Linked DNA regions of Homo sapiens: regions 2 and 3 are each linked to region 1. The links are chromatin contacts, found by Hi-C or POLR2A ChIA-PET in ENCODE. All regions are on one chromosome and are shown on one strand. The core of a region is the stretch at or near the end of the contact, and the rest is flanking DNA. Distances in the headings are between cores, read along the strand shown.

Region 1 (4,196 bases), core at 549-3,048:
AAAAAATCACATTAATCAGAATTTAAGGAGTCACTTAGTAAAACTATGTTTTAGGAATCTGTACAATAAACATGAAATCAGTCACCTGACCACTCCCCACCCTCAGCCCATTCCACAAACCCATCTTCCCACCCCTTCTCCTACGCATTGAGCCTTCAGAAATACCCTTTCTCAGTGCGGTTCCTTCTAAAAAGGAGAGGCGGGAGAGTCAGGGTGGAGAAGGCGGCTCCAACCAGATTTTGCGTCCACAAAGCCAAAAGCTTCTAGGCCTGGCATGTACGGCGGGTTTGTGCCCGAGGAGCACAGCTGGTCTACACGGGCCCGCCCCGTAGACACCCTACTCCTCGGTGAGCTGCGGTTTAACTTCCTTATAGCAGGTTGAGAGTGCAGGCCCCAACGTTTGGAGGGGAAGGCGGCGCCCCAACTGGTGTTTTTCCAGGAAGTGCTCCAAGAATGGAGAGGAGAGGGGAAAGGGGAAAGGGGAAGGCCAGGCGATGGGCGTTTCATTCATTGCTTCTTTCTCCCCGTCCCCTCCTTCGCTCCCCCCAGACTTTCCCCTTTTCCCAGTCCGAGTTTGACGTCGGTCTCCTGGATACCAGGCAGCCAATCGCCTCGTTGCGAAGGGACCAGCGCAGCCAATCAGGCGTCGTTGCTACCTGTGAGTAATATTTTTAGCTGAGAGGGACGCTCGATTCCACTCCCGATGTAATTTCGTGTATTTCTCTGGGGCAGGTTGTGAAAAAGGCACTTACCCGCCCCCCACCACGAGTCCCTCTCTTACCCCACTCCCTAGGTACCCGCACATATTTCAGCCAAGAATGATCTTAAACGCGCTTTACAAGCAGGCACCGCGTTTATTCTGTGCACCTGCGATCCAGCAAGCCCTAGAAATGCACGCATGCGTGTGTGTGTAGACATGGACACAGATACATACGCAGTTTGGCCTCGTGTCGCCACACTCTGGGCACGGCGTGGGCTGGGACATTTGGAATAAACGGATCCGAGTCGCAGCCGGGGTCGCACCGGGAGGCCTGAGGCTGCGGAAGCAGTTAAACTGCCGGCGGGGCGGGAGCTGTGGCGGCCTCCCTTCCCCACCCCCAGCCCGGCTCCACGTCTTTGGGTTCTGCAGCTGCCACTCTCTGGGTGGCGGTTGGCCTAGGCCTTGGGGTGATTAATATTCAATTAATCGGGTGCACAAGTCCCGGTCACAGTTTGCCCTTTCTCTACCCCGCCCCTGGGGTGGGCTGGAGGCCGATTTGGTAGCTATTCCACGAGCAGGATCCTCCTTGGCCGCAGACCCCCGCGGAGAGGGCACTTTCTGGGTACTCTTGCCGCTCCTCCAGCCCCGGTTCTCCTGAGCCGCTTCGCCACCAGCTTCGTCCCCCTCCCCCTCTGCCCGGCGCTCTCCGCCTAAACCGGGCGTCAGCCGCCCTACCCCACCCCTTTCTCTCTCATTGGCACGTCTGCCCCCACAGTCCCTTTCCAGACGTTCTCTTCATTCCGTCCCCAGTGCTCCGATCGTCGGTTCATTGGCCCTCCTGGAGCCCGGAGGGTGCGGCTTCCCCACCCCTGCGTCCGCCGCGCGTCCGGACAGGGGCAGGCGGGACTTGGCCAATGGCGTCGGGGGGCAGGGCAGGGGCGGAGCCGGCCGGCGGGGGACCGGGGTGCCGGGCGGGGAGCGCGGGGAATGGCTGCGCCGCCGGAGCTGTGTGACGCGGAGCGGGCGCGCGCACCCCGACGGAGGGGATGGGGGCGGGGAGGAGGCCATAAAACGAGAGGCGGGGCGCGCGCCGCGGCAGAAGGAGCGAAGCTCTGGCCCGGCGTGTAGCGGGCGCACTACGGGGACGCTGGGCCGGGCACCGGGCTGTGTGGAGAAGTGAGCGCGCTCGTCTGACCCCCGTGCCCGCCACCCCGAGCCACTAACGGCGATCTCCCAAGGCCTGCCCGAGGCCTCTGTCCTCTGTCCTCAGCCCCGCAGCGGCAACGTCTTGCACTCGGCGAGCTCGCCGCTCCCGACCCTCCCGCGCCCCCGCCCTGCCGCGCTGCTCCCCGCCCAGCCGCGGGTCTGTGGTCCAAGCCGCCCCGAAGCAGCCCGTAAGTATCTCGGGGCGCCGGGCGGGGTCGGCGAGGAGACGGGAGCCCCGGGCCCAGGCGGCGGAGGAGGGGCTGCAGCGGCGTCGAGCCCTGGGCCCTCGGGAGCTCGGGGACGGCGGGGTCGCGGCCCTGGGCGCCGAGGGGGCAGCGCCAGGACCCGAGGGGAGCGGCTCCGAGGGGCCGCCGGCGCGTCGGGCTCGTCCTGGGCAGTTGGCCGGGGACGGGCGGCCCGGGGCGAGCTGACGGGAATTGGGGGGTTGGGGTGCCCGGAGGAGCGACGAGCTCGCGGTGGAACGCTGGGGTTCGAGGGGCCGGTGGCCGCGAGGCTGAAAATGGTGCCGAGGAACCGGTGCTCCCCCAGGCTCTGGCCGGCTCCCAGGAGCCCGGGGCGGGGGCCACGGGGCGGGGAGCAGCGGGTCGGGTTACGGCGGGGGAGGGGAGCGGCTGACCCGGCGCCCCGACCTGCTCGGTGCTGGGTGCCCAGCCGGGAGAGGTTGCTCTTCCATTTCCCGGGCCTTCCTCCTCCTTCTCCGAGGAGGCTCGTACTCTCTTCCTCCTCCACCTCCACCTCCTCTTGCTGTTGCTGCTGCTGTAGCGCTTGGGCTCCGAGGGCTGTGAGCAGAAATCTAATGAGATCTAACTGGCTGTTTATGTAATTCTTCACACTCCTGCCTGTCTTAAGGCGTTGCTTTGTAACTACCTTCCACCGAGCCTGAATTTCGCTCGGCTGCACCTTCAAGCAATTGGGCTTAATCAGCTGCCTCTGCCGGCACTCAGGCTTTTGACTTGGAAAGTGTTTGTAGTTTGGGGGCAGCCAGAGATTCTTTTTCCCTTTGTCACCACGAATATGGAAAATAGAACAGACGAATTAAGACCAACTTGATTTTTAAACGTACTTTTAAATCAACTTCAGTGTGCAAATAGATCCCTTTCGCAAATATCTTCTGTTTGCCCTTGATCTTTTCTTATCCCCACCCAGTGCTGATCCAGCAAACGTTTAAAGGTCGACCTTACCATACTTGCCTCTCCGGCTGTTACCGTGAGAGGGAGGGAGGGAGAGAGGGACAGACGGAGGTTTTTTAAAATCAGACTAAAACTCAGAAACCCTGGCCTTAAACAGAATAATCAATAGTTTTAATTTGTGTCTTTGCTTTTGTTATACTTGCTGCCGAATAGGTATTTTCAGATTTAGAAAAATACACATTGAAAACAAAAGGCCCAGAGAAGCTGGATTTTATTATATTGTATGCTCTTAGTATACTTAAGGCCGAAACTATATAGAATAATTTGGTTCATAATTATTTACTAGGATGAAGTTCATTTAGTACTCAGTGTCTTTAATTTTAGCATCATGTACTATGGAAATTAAAATGATCTTCCTAACGTAACCAAATTTTTAAATGTCAGTGACAGAGCAGATTTAAACAGTATATATCCAAAGTAAACTAAAACATGGATTCACTTCTAAGTTGGTGAATAACAATAAAAATTACTACCTAAAAGTGGCATCTATATATATGGGGGTGGGGGGAGGATGCTGAGTACAATAAATATTCTTGTGAGAACTGAGGAGAGAAGAATGCATGTTCTAGAGATTTTTCTTCTTAGAACTCTATTCAGAAACAGGTTTTTAAAAGCATTATTTCATTTGTAAATCTACATTTTCCTGTGTCATTTTAAACTTTAATAAACGATTTTCTATTTTATGTTTATTTTGTGCTAGTAACAGTTTTCAGGCTTTCTGTCCTAGTAGACATTTTCTTTTTCTTTTTATCCTTAGCAGACTAACACAGGATCTTAGACATTTTGAAAGGTGAAATTACTTTGGAGGGGGGAAGGTCATGGGACTTATATTACATTTATCTTATTTGGATATGTTTGCTTTTGTTTTAAGGAACAAGATCACTCAAGGTGAAGGATAATCTACTAATACCAGCACTTTGAATGAAAATTTGTTTCTCTGCCACAAACTGAACATCTTTTTTTTTTTTTTTTTTTTTTGGTGGGGGAGTTGAAACCTAATTTTGTGGCGTAGCAGCTATGCAGCTTGAAATCCAAGTAGCACTAAATTTTATTATTTCGTATTTGTACAATAAGCTTCC
Region 2 (4,196 bases), core at 886-3,385, 490 kb after region 1:
TGTCTCCTCTTTGTTGAAGATGGTTCCTTCTTCAGAAAGGCAAATGTTGGCAACTCCTCAGAGTCACTATCACCAGAATCCAGTGAGGGTGATGACTTCTTTAGAGCCATCAGTATGTGCTATCAAATAATTCCCTAAAAGGAAAAGAGACATATGACACAGACTGGAGCATTCAATTCAGTCCACTAGCTGTGTTCCATAGCCAGGCTTTATGACATAAATATAAGATATAGAGAATACAGAAACAGAGAAATATGACATGGCCCCAACACATTCAATCTGGAACTCTAACTCCTGGTAATCTAACAGGAATCCTCCTCAAATTCTTTCCAGGTCAAGCTGAAGTATAAACAAAGTAGAGTTACCATTACAAAATTTTAATGGGGGGAGGTGGTAACAAGATTTAACACCTCCAACCCCTTGTTTATCTTCACGTTTGAAATGGAGATGTCAAAAGTTCTTCTTTTTTTTTTTTGAGATGGAGTCTCACTCTGGCACCCACGTTGGAGTGCAGTGGCACAATCTTGGCTCACTGCAACCTCACTCCCAGGTTCAAGTGATTCTCCTGCCTCAGCCTAGCTGGGATTACAGGCGCCCCACCACCACACCTGGCTAATTTTTGTATTTTTAGTAGAGATGCGTTTTCATCATGTTCGCCAGGCTAGTCTTGAACTCCTGACCTCAAGTGATCCGCCCGCCTTGGCCTCCCAAAGTGCTGAGATTACAGGTGTGAACCACTGCACCTGGCCAAAAACTGTTCTTTTTAAAAATTGAGATATAGGCTGGGCATGGTAGCTCATGCGTATAATCCCAGCACTTTGGGAGGCCAAAGCAGAAGGATCACTTGAGCCCAGGAGTTCGAGAACAGCCTGGGCAACATAGTGAGAACTCGTCTCTACAAAAAAATACAAAAATTAGCTGGGTATGGTGGCTCACACCTGTAGTCCCAGATACTCAGGAGGCTGAGGTGGGAGGATTGCTTGAGCCTGGGAGGTCAAGGCTGCAGTGAGCTGTGATTGTACGACTGCACTCCAGCCCGGGTGACAGAGTGAGACCCTGCTTCAAAAGAAAAATAAAATAAAAATAAAAATAGAGATATAATTTGCACAGCATAATATCCTTTTAAAAGTGTACATTCAGTAGATTTTAGTATATTCACAATGTTGTGCAACCATCATCACTATTTTATCACCTCAAAAAGAATTCCTGCAGCCATTAAGCCGTCACTGTCCTTTCCCTCCCTCCCCAGCTCCTGGCAACCATAAATCTGTCTCTATGCATTTGCCTATTCTGGATATTTCATATAAATAGAATCATACACTATGTGGCCTTTTGTGATTGACTTTTTTCACTCAGCTTGTTTTCAAGGTTTATCTATGATGTAGCCTGTATCAGTAGTTAATTGCTTTTCATGACTGAATAATATTCCACTGTATGGATATGCTACATTTTGTTTATCCATTCATCACTTGGACATTTAATTTGTTTCCTTTTTTTGCCTGTTATGAATAATGCTGCTATGAACACTGACATACAAGTTTTTGTGGGGGTATGTTTTCAAATCCCTTTCGTGTATATACCTAGGAGTAGAATTGCTGGGTCATATGCAAAGCTAATCATTTCTTGAACATTTACTAACACTGTAGGTATGACCCAGAAGGAGACATGTAACCTGCCTAGGCCTCAGTTTCTTCCTTAGTAAAACAGGGATGGTAACAGCACCCATTTTATAAGGTAGTGAGAATTAAATAAAATAATGCATCCACCGCGCTTAGTACAGCATCTGGCACACAGCTGGCTAAGTAGAGTAAGTTGAATGACTAGGGAGGGGGCCTCATCTCTGACCCTTCGCTGGGCCTCCGTTGACATCTGCAAATCAGGGGAGTGGGACAAGCGGGCCCCTGCCCGACAAGCTCTGCGCCTCTCAGGCTGGCGGTCCGCTGCAGAGGCTCCTGGACACCTTAGCCACCAAGATTCTGCAGAGCGGTGTTCAGGAGGGAAGCCCTGCCCAATCCGCAGGCCTGCGACCGGGGACGCTCACCTGCAACTTCTCCCGCCACTCTTTCAACTGCCACGCAGGGCCCGGAAGTAGATCTCCTGATAGCGGAAGTAGAAACTTTTCGAGACCGGAAGTGAGTGATCGAAAGCATGGCGTCGGTGGTGTTGGCGCTGAGGACCCGGACAGCCGGTAATGGGACGCAGTAGTCAGAGCGGGGTGAGGCGGGGAGGCAGAGTGGAGCTCCAGCAGGGAGGGAAGGAGGTGACACTGATCCCCGCGGAGGACCTTGGATGCGAGGGGAAGTGTGTGGGGTACTCCAGGTTTGAGGGACGGTGTCGCTGGTCACGTGACACATCCTGGGTGGAGCCGTGAGTGAGGGCGTTTGAAGAGCACTTGTCTTTCTCCTGCCTCAGCAGCACGGACGGGTTCCTTGGCGGTTGGGGATTTGGGTGGGTCCTTTCTCTGTAGAAGTATTAGTAACATTGGCATATTGGGGTTGAAAAAATTAATCTATTGATTCAGCAGATTGAGGTCTTACTTTGTGCTAGACACGGCGGTAGGTGTTCGGAAAATCAGCAGAAAACGTGAAGACTTGGCTTCTAGCCCCCGAACGGTTCTCTCTGGTGCATAAGGCAATAAATGAACATATAAAGTAGATGTAGACTGGCAAGTGCTGTGAAGAAGGATAATGTGTGTCTGTGTGTGTGTCTTTTTTTAGATTGGACGGTGAAGGAAGGCTTCTGAGGAGATAACATTTAAAACCTAAAGAATGACAGGCGGGGCGTGATGGCTCACGCCTGTAGTCCCAACACTTTGGGAGGCCTAGGTGGGCGGATCGCTTGAGCCCAGGAGTTCAAGACCGACTGGGCAACATGGCAAAACCCCATCTCTACAAAAAATACAAAAATTAGCTGGGTGTAGTGGCGCTTGCCTGTGGTCTCAGATACTCAGGAGGCTGAGGTGGGAGGATCACCTGAGCTCGGGAGGTCGAGGTTGCAGTGAGCTATGTTCATACCACTGCACTCCAGCCTGGGTGACAGAATGGGGCCCTATCCCCCCCCCCCAAAAAAAAAAGAATGACAGGAGACCTAGACCTGTGTAGAGTGAGGGACAGGAGAGTGACTTGAGCCAGTTTTACATTTTGAGAAGCAAACTATTGCTCTTATGTAAATTTAAAGGGGATAGGAGTGGAAATGAGGAAATCAAATGGAAAGTCGTAATAGCCCTGAGGAGAGATGATTTAGCCAAGATGTTTGTGGTGGCAGTGAACTTGGAGGAAAACGGATGAATTTGAGATCTGTTTTGGAGTTAGCATCCACAGAGCTTGCTGGTGAACAATATGTGAGGACAGCAAAGAGAAGGAATCTGCAATGACTCTGGTTTCTGCCTAAGCAACTGGATGAATGGTGGTACCATTTACTTTGAGGAGGAGGATGGGGAGTAGGGTGAAGAGCAAAGATTTGTGAGTGAGATAATGTAAGTAAAGTAAAAGCCCAGCTCCTGAGCTTAGTAAGTATGTAAATGAATGAATAGATGTTTAAAGGTAGGTAGATCCTGGCGCCGGGCATGTTTTAACATGTTGTCTTTCTGAGTCCTTATCTCTGGTCCTTTGCCCCAGCTAGTCTCTGGTGTCATGGAAATGTCAGAAACCCAGGCTTCAGGAACTCTGAACTTATAGGCTCCAGAGACCCACAAGGCTTCTCTAAAGACACTGGCATGGACCTTAAATCATGGCTGTGTCTGGAGACCTGCAGGCAAGGAGTTGCACCCCTAGGCTTGTCATACAGCAAGGGACTACCATCTTAGTATGAATTTTAGTTCATTTTACTTCTGCAAATGAATGCTATTGAGCACTTTGGAATGAGTATGGAGAGGTCAGATTAACAAGGGCAGTGTGTGGGTCATGGTTGGACCTCTGCTTGATGTGCTTTGAGAAGAAAGGGCCCAGCCTTCTGAAATGGCCAGGACCCTGTGGGAGCCACTTTTAGGCCAGCCATCCTTTTGGTTTACTAGTATTTGGTGAGCAGTGGATGAGTGGACAGCTGAGAAAGTCATGGGTGAGGCCTGTAATCCCAACACTTTGGGATCACCTGAGGTCAGGAGTTCGAGACCAGCCTGGCTAACATGGTGAAACCCCGTTTCTACTAAAAATACGAAAAATTAGCTGGGCGTGGTGGCGTACACCTGTAATCCCAGC
Region 3 (4,196 bases), core at 1,169-3,668, 390 kb after region 1:
ATACATTGTCATATTCAAATTTGGCTAATGGTCCCAATAACATCTACTGTAGTAATTTCCTCCTTCCTCCCCAGTCAGGGGCCACACATTGTATTCAGCTGTCTCTTCTGTCTCCTTTAGATTCTCAGCCTTTCTTTGTCTCTCATGACACTGGCATTTTTGAAGAATACAGGCCAGTTGTTTAAAATGAATAATTTAATGAATTTAAATAAATTATTATTATTTACGAATTATAATTATTTAAATGAATTATTTAAAATGAATAATTTCTACAGATTGGCTGTATAACACTGTGCTTATAGTTAACAGTGCTGTATGTACATTTAAAAACTTGTTAAGACGGTAGATCTCATGCTGTCTGTTCTTACCACAATAATTTTGTAAAAATCTCTTAATTCAGGGTTTCCTGACAATTAGATTCAAGATATGCGCTTTGGGGTAAGAATATCTTAGAAGTGATGTGTTTCTGTCAGCATATTCCATCAGAACAAAGCCCACAACCCGGAAGTCCTACGGAAATATCGGAGGTCAACCTGAGACGACTAGGTTTCTCCCTACTTAAAAACCTTCAATGGCTCCCTATCATTACTAGGACAAAACCCACACTCCTTAGTAGGCACCAAAGGTTTTGGACTCTACCTTGCAACCTTGTTTCCAGCCTCTCCAATCACAAGGAATGACTCACAACTCCCCCAAAACATGCCAGGCTCTTCCATGGCCTGTGTCGTTTCCCCCACACCCCCTCACCTGGTGAACTCTTCCTCTTCATTCAAACATCTCCTCCAGAGAAGTTTCAGTGATTTCATCAGAGTGACCTCCCTTCAGGCTGTACTCTAGAAGCCTTTTATAGAGACCCCCTTTACAGGTGACATTTACCATGCTGCAATAATCTGGCTACATGTCTGCGTCTCCCGTGTCATGTAGCAAATCTTTTTTGACCACCTACTATGTGCCAGGCACTATGGTAAGTGTTTGAAATAGAAAAGCCACACCTGATCCCTTTCTCATAAAGTCTGTGGTCTATGACAGCAGCAGACAATTAAGGAGTTATAAAAGTGTCGCACTAGGCCCTACTGTGTCCCTGGCACCCAGAAGGTGCTCAATCAATGTTTGCCCAATGAATGAATGTGACCAAAGAGGAGATGGCACTGAAGGGCGGGGTGCACTGGGATGGGGTGAGTGCCATGGGTTACCTGGAGGCCTATAGACAACCTGTTAACCCCTGCTGCCCCGAACTCTGCCAGTCTGGAGCCCGGAGCTGAAGTAGGATTAGCCTCCAATGTGACTTCCAAGTCTGCAGGCAGGTGGGCTGCCTGTGCCACAGCCTCCAGGACAGCAGCCACCGTGTGGGGACTGGCTAGACTGGGGGTCCCCCCACCAAAGAACACAGACTCCACCCTGGGGAAAGAGAATGGAGAAATGAGACCTGGGGGAGCCCTCTGGGATGCCTGCACCTATCCCCCACCACTCCTCCAAATATTTCCCAAAACGCTGCCTACAGCCCCCACTACCCACCGTTGCACCCCGCTGAGCCGCAGCAGCGTCTGAGCTTCGGTCACCAGACACTTCTGCATGGCAGCCTCCTCCAGGCGGCGAGGGATGTACTTGTTGAAGTTGCAGTAACTGCAGCGCTTCTCGCAGTAAGGCCACTGGGGGCAGTGAGTGCACGTGCGCGGTGAGAGCTGCCCTGGCCACTTCCAGGGTTCAGTCGCACACACCCCCAACCCCACCCCCACCCCTATCCCGAGGTCTTTCCACAGTAGCTAGGACATCTAAGCCACACAACTCCCCAAGGCAGGTCGCACTGGGGTTATTACATCCACTTCAATGTGAGAAAACTGAGGCTCACTCCTTTGTTACGCTGCCTCTTCCAACCAGCAGACGTCAGGAAGGAATTCAACCCAAGCTCTTTCTGGGATCATATAATTTTCATACAATTTTCCTATGAGCCATTTTCCCAGCTACCGAGTCAGAACACTGCTCTTAAGAAAATTTTGTCTTGCTAAGAGGAAAATTGTTATGAAATTTGAACCATTTGGTCAGAGTCACCGAGCCGGTGAGTAGCAGAGACTTCAGGTTTCTGGACCAAGTCATTTCCCTGCCAAAGCACAGGGTCCCATCCCAGACCTCGTACGGGGGCACGGAAACACGGCAGGCGGGTTCATAGAGTGACAAACCGCCACCTGGGTTTTGGACGGCCACGGTCACGGCCAGGGCTGCGGCCACACACCGTGGGCTCCGCCCCCGCCCCTACTCACGTGTACGTAAAGCGCCGCGCGCCGGCCCGCAGGCTCAGGACTCGGGGACCCTCCTGCGTTCTCCACGCGGCGGCGCCTCTGGGCCGCTCTGGCTGCTGCCGCCCAGCCGCGAGCCCGGGCTCCGGGGAGCGCCATGGCGCCCAGCGCAGCGCGGCGCACTGACCCGAGCAGGAGACGCGCGCAGGGATCACTGTGAGTGCGCAGCCGGCGGAAGGAAGAGGGGCTGCGTGACCGCGCGACAAGAGGGCCCGGGCCCGGGGCTGCGGCGCCACCTGCCGGGCGCCCGGGCGCTCACTGCGGCCTCCTGTCGGTTCTTTCCCCAGGCCGCGAGGCGGGCTGCTTGCCTTTTGGCACCTTGTGCCCGGGCGAGTTCCCGGACCCATCCAGGAGCTCTTAGTTTGTTCAGTCAATTCCTTGACATTTGATGTGCCTGGCTCAGAACTGGGCGCTGGGGACATCTAGGTGCATAAAGCCAGGTTGCATTCTGGCAGGAGAGAGGCAAGCCAACCGGCCAGGACAGGCAAGGCGTATTAATTCCGTGCCTGCTGGACACCAGAGCCGTCCGCCTCAGTGCTGTGAGGTCATCTGTTTTAAGAGTGTGGGAGTCAGTAGGGCAGAAGAGACACTTGGGCTGGATCTTTCTTTTAATTTCATTTACAAATATTTGGGAGAGGGGAGGTCTTGAACTCCTCGGCCTCAAGCGATCCTCCTGCCTCAGCATCTAGAGTAACTAAGGATTAAGGGCATGAGCCACCACCAGGGCTATGCACGGGATCTTGGAGGAGCAGAAAATCCCAGGGGCAATTGGCTTGGCCGGGAGAGTAGACTGTTTTGGGTCAGGCCAACCCAAGCATCTGGAGGTGTACGTGCTGGAAGGACAGTCAGATGGTGTGTGTAGGAGAGAGGGGGAAGGCGCAGGGGAAGGCCTGGGGAAGCAGGCACCTGAACAACTGTCCCACAAAGCAGAAACATCATGGGCTTCAGAGGCAGGCGGTGCAGGACAGTTCTCCCAGTGGCCTTGAACTGACCTGGTTCTCCCCTCCTTTCTTGCTTGTAGTTCTCAAGAATAACTGTAGACGCCTGTAATCCCAGCACTTTGGGAGGCCGAGGCGGGCAGATCACTTGAGATCAGAAGTTCAAGACCAGCCTAGCCAACATGCTGAAACCCCGTCTTTACCAAAAATACAAAAATTATCCAAGCGTGGTGGTGGGCACCTGTAATCCCAGCTACACGGGAGGCTGAGCAGGGAGAATCCCTCGAACCTGGGAGGCGGAGGTTGCAGTGAGCTGAGACAGTGCCACTGCACTCCAGCCTGGGTGATGGAGCAAGACTGTCTCAATAAATAAATAAATAAAACTGTAGAGTGTGCAGAGAATGCAACATCCTGAGGGAAGGAAGGACTGGCCAGCACAGCCATGCTCTGTTCCAGTCCCCCTAGAAAAAGCATGTCCTTCAACACTTCAGCCCAACATGTCACATGGCCCCAGGGTATAAAGCCCAGGGCAGAAGCCGGGCGCGGTGGCTTACTCCTGTAATCCCAGCACTTTGGGAGGCCGATGCGGGCGGATCATAAGGTCAGGAGATTGAGACCATCCTGGCTAACACGGTGAAACCCCGTTTTTACTAAAAATACAAAAAACTAGCCAGGTGTGGTGGTGCGTGCCAGTAGTCCCAGCTACCCGGGAGGCTGAGGCAGGAGAATTGCTTGAACCTGGGAGGCGGAAGTTGCAGTGAGCCCAGATGGCGACACTGCACTCCAGCCTGGGAGACAGAGTGAGACTCTGTATCAAACAAACAAACAAACAAACGAAAAACAGGGCGGGCTGGTTTCTGGGGTCCCTCAGCTTCAGTACAAGTCTGGCTGGCTGGGCGTGGTGGCCCATGCCTGTTATCACAACACTTTGGGAGGCCGAGGCGGGTGGATCACCTGAGGTCAG

What was found. Hi-C counts contacts between places; a loop is a spot of excess contacts on that map. ChIA-PET counts read pairs that join two places held with the same protein, here RNA polymerase II (POLR2A). Pooled maps may share reads with other maps.
Region 2: a loop to region 1 is called in a pooled map, with 12 times the contacts of the local background. The contact joins the promoter of MRPL27 here to the promoter of TOB1 in region 1. A Hi-C loop is called at or near these places in 8 of 50 pooled maps. POLR2A ChIA-PET finds 5 or more read pairs at or near these places in 6 of 52 experiments (Caco-2, MCF 10A, Panc1 and 3 more).
Region 3: a pooled map shows a loop between it and region 1 (18-fold over the local background). The contact joins the promoter of RSAD1 here to the promoter of TOB1 in region 1. A Hi-C loop is called at or near these places in 4 of 37 single-sample maps with no recorded cell type and 10 of 50 pooled maps. POLR2A ChIA-PET finds 5 or more read pairs at or near these places in 7 of 52 experiments (A549, H1, HEK293 and 4 more).

The regions. Positions count from the first base shown.
Region 1 is chr17:50,863,956-50,868,151 of GRCh38, reverse strand. It overlaps TOB1 (transducer of ERBB2, 1), which reads left to right and starts at 1,798. Exons shown (of 2, transcript NM_005749.4): 1 at 1,798-2,094; 2 at 3,989-4,196. The coding sequence starts at 4,135. It overlaps TOB1-AS1 (TOB1 antisense RNA 1), which reads right to left and starts at 1,473. Exons shown (of 2, transcript NR_038458.1): 1 at 935-1,473; 2 at 1-656. RefSeq lists silencers at 1,463-1,972, 1,983-2,592 and an enhancer at 3,133-3,182.
Region 2 is chr17:50,371,123-50,375,318 of GRCh38, reverse strand. MRPL27 (mitochondrial ribosomal protein L27) reads left to right here and starts at 2,135. Exons shown (of 4, transcript NM_016504.3): 1 at 2,135-2,188. The coding sequence starts at 2,149. It overlaps EME1 (essential meiotic structure-specific endonuclease 1), which reads right to left and starts at 2,090. Exons shown (of 9, transcript NM_152463.4): 1 at 2,042-2,090; 2 at 1-134. The coding sequence starts at 110. RefSeq lists enhancers at 1,772-1,991, 2,132-2,601.
Region 3 is chr17:50,477,082-50,481,277 of GRCh38, reverse strand. RSAD1 (radical S-adenosyl methionine domain containing 1) reads right to left here and starts at 2,418. Exons shown (of 9, transcript NM_018346.3): 1 at 2,259-2,418; 2 at 1,516-1,649; 3 at 1,194-1,398. The coding sequence starts at 2,393. RefSeq lists silencers at 1,205-1,591, 2,163-2,652.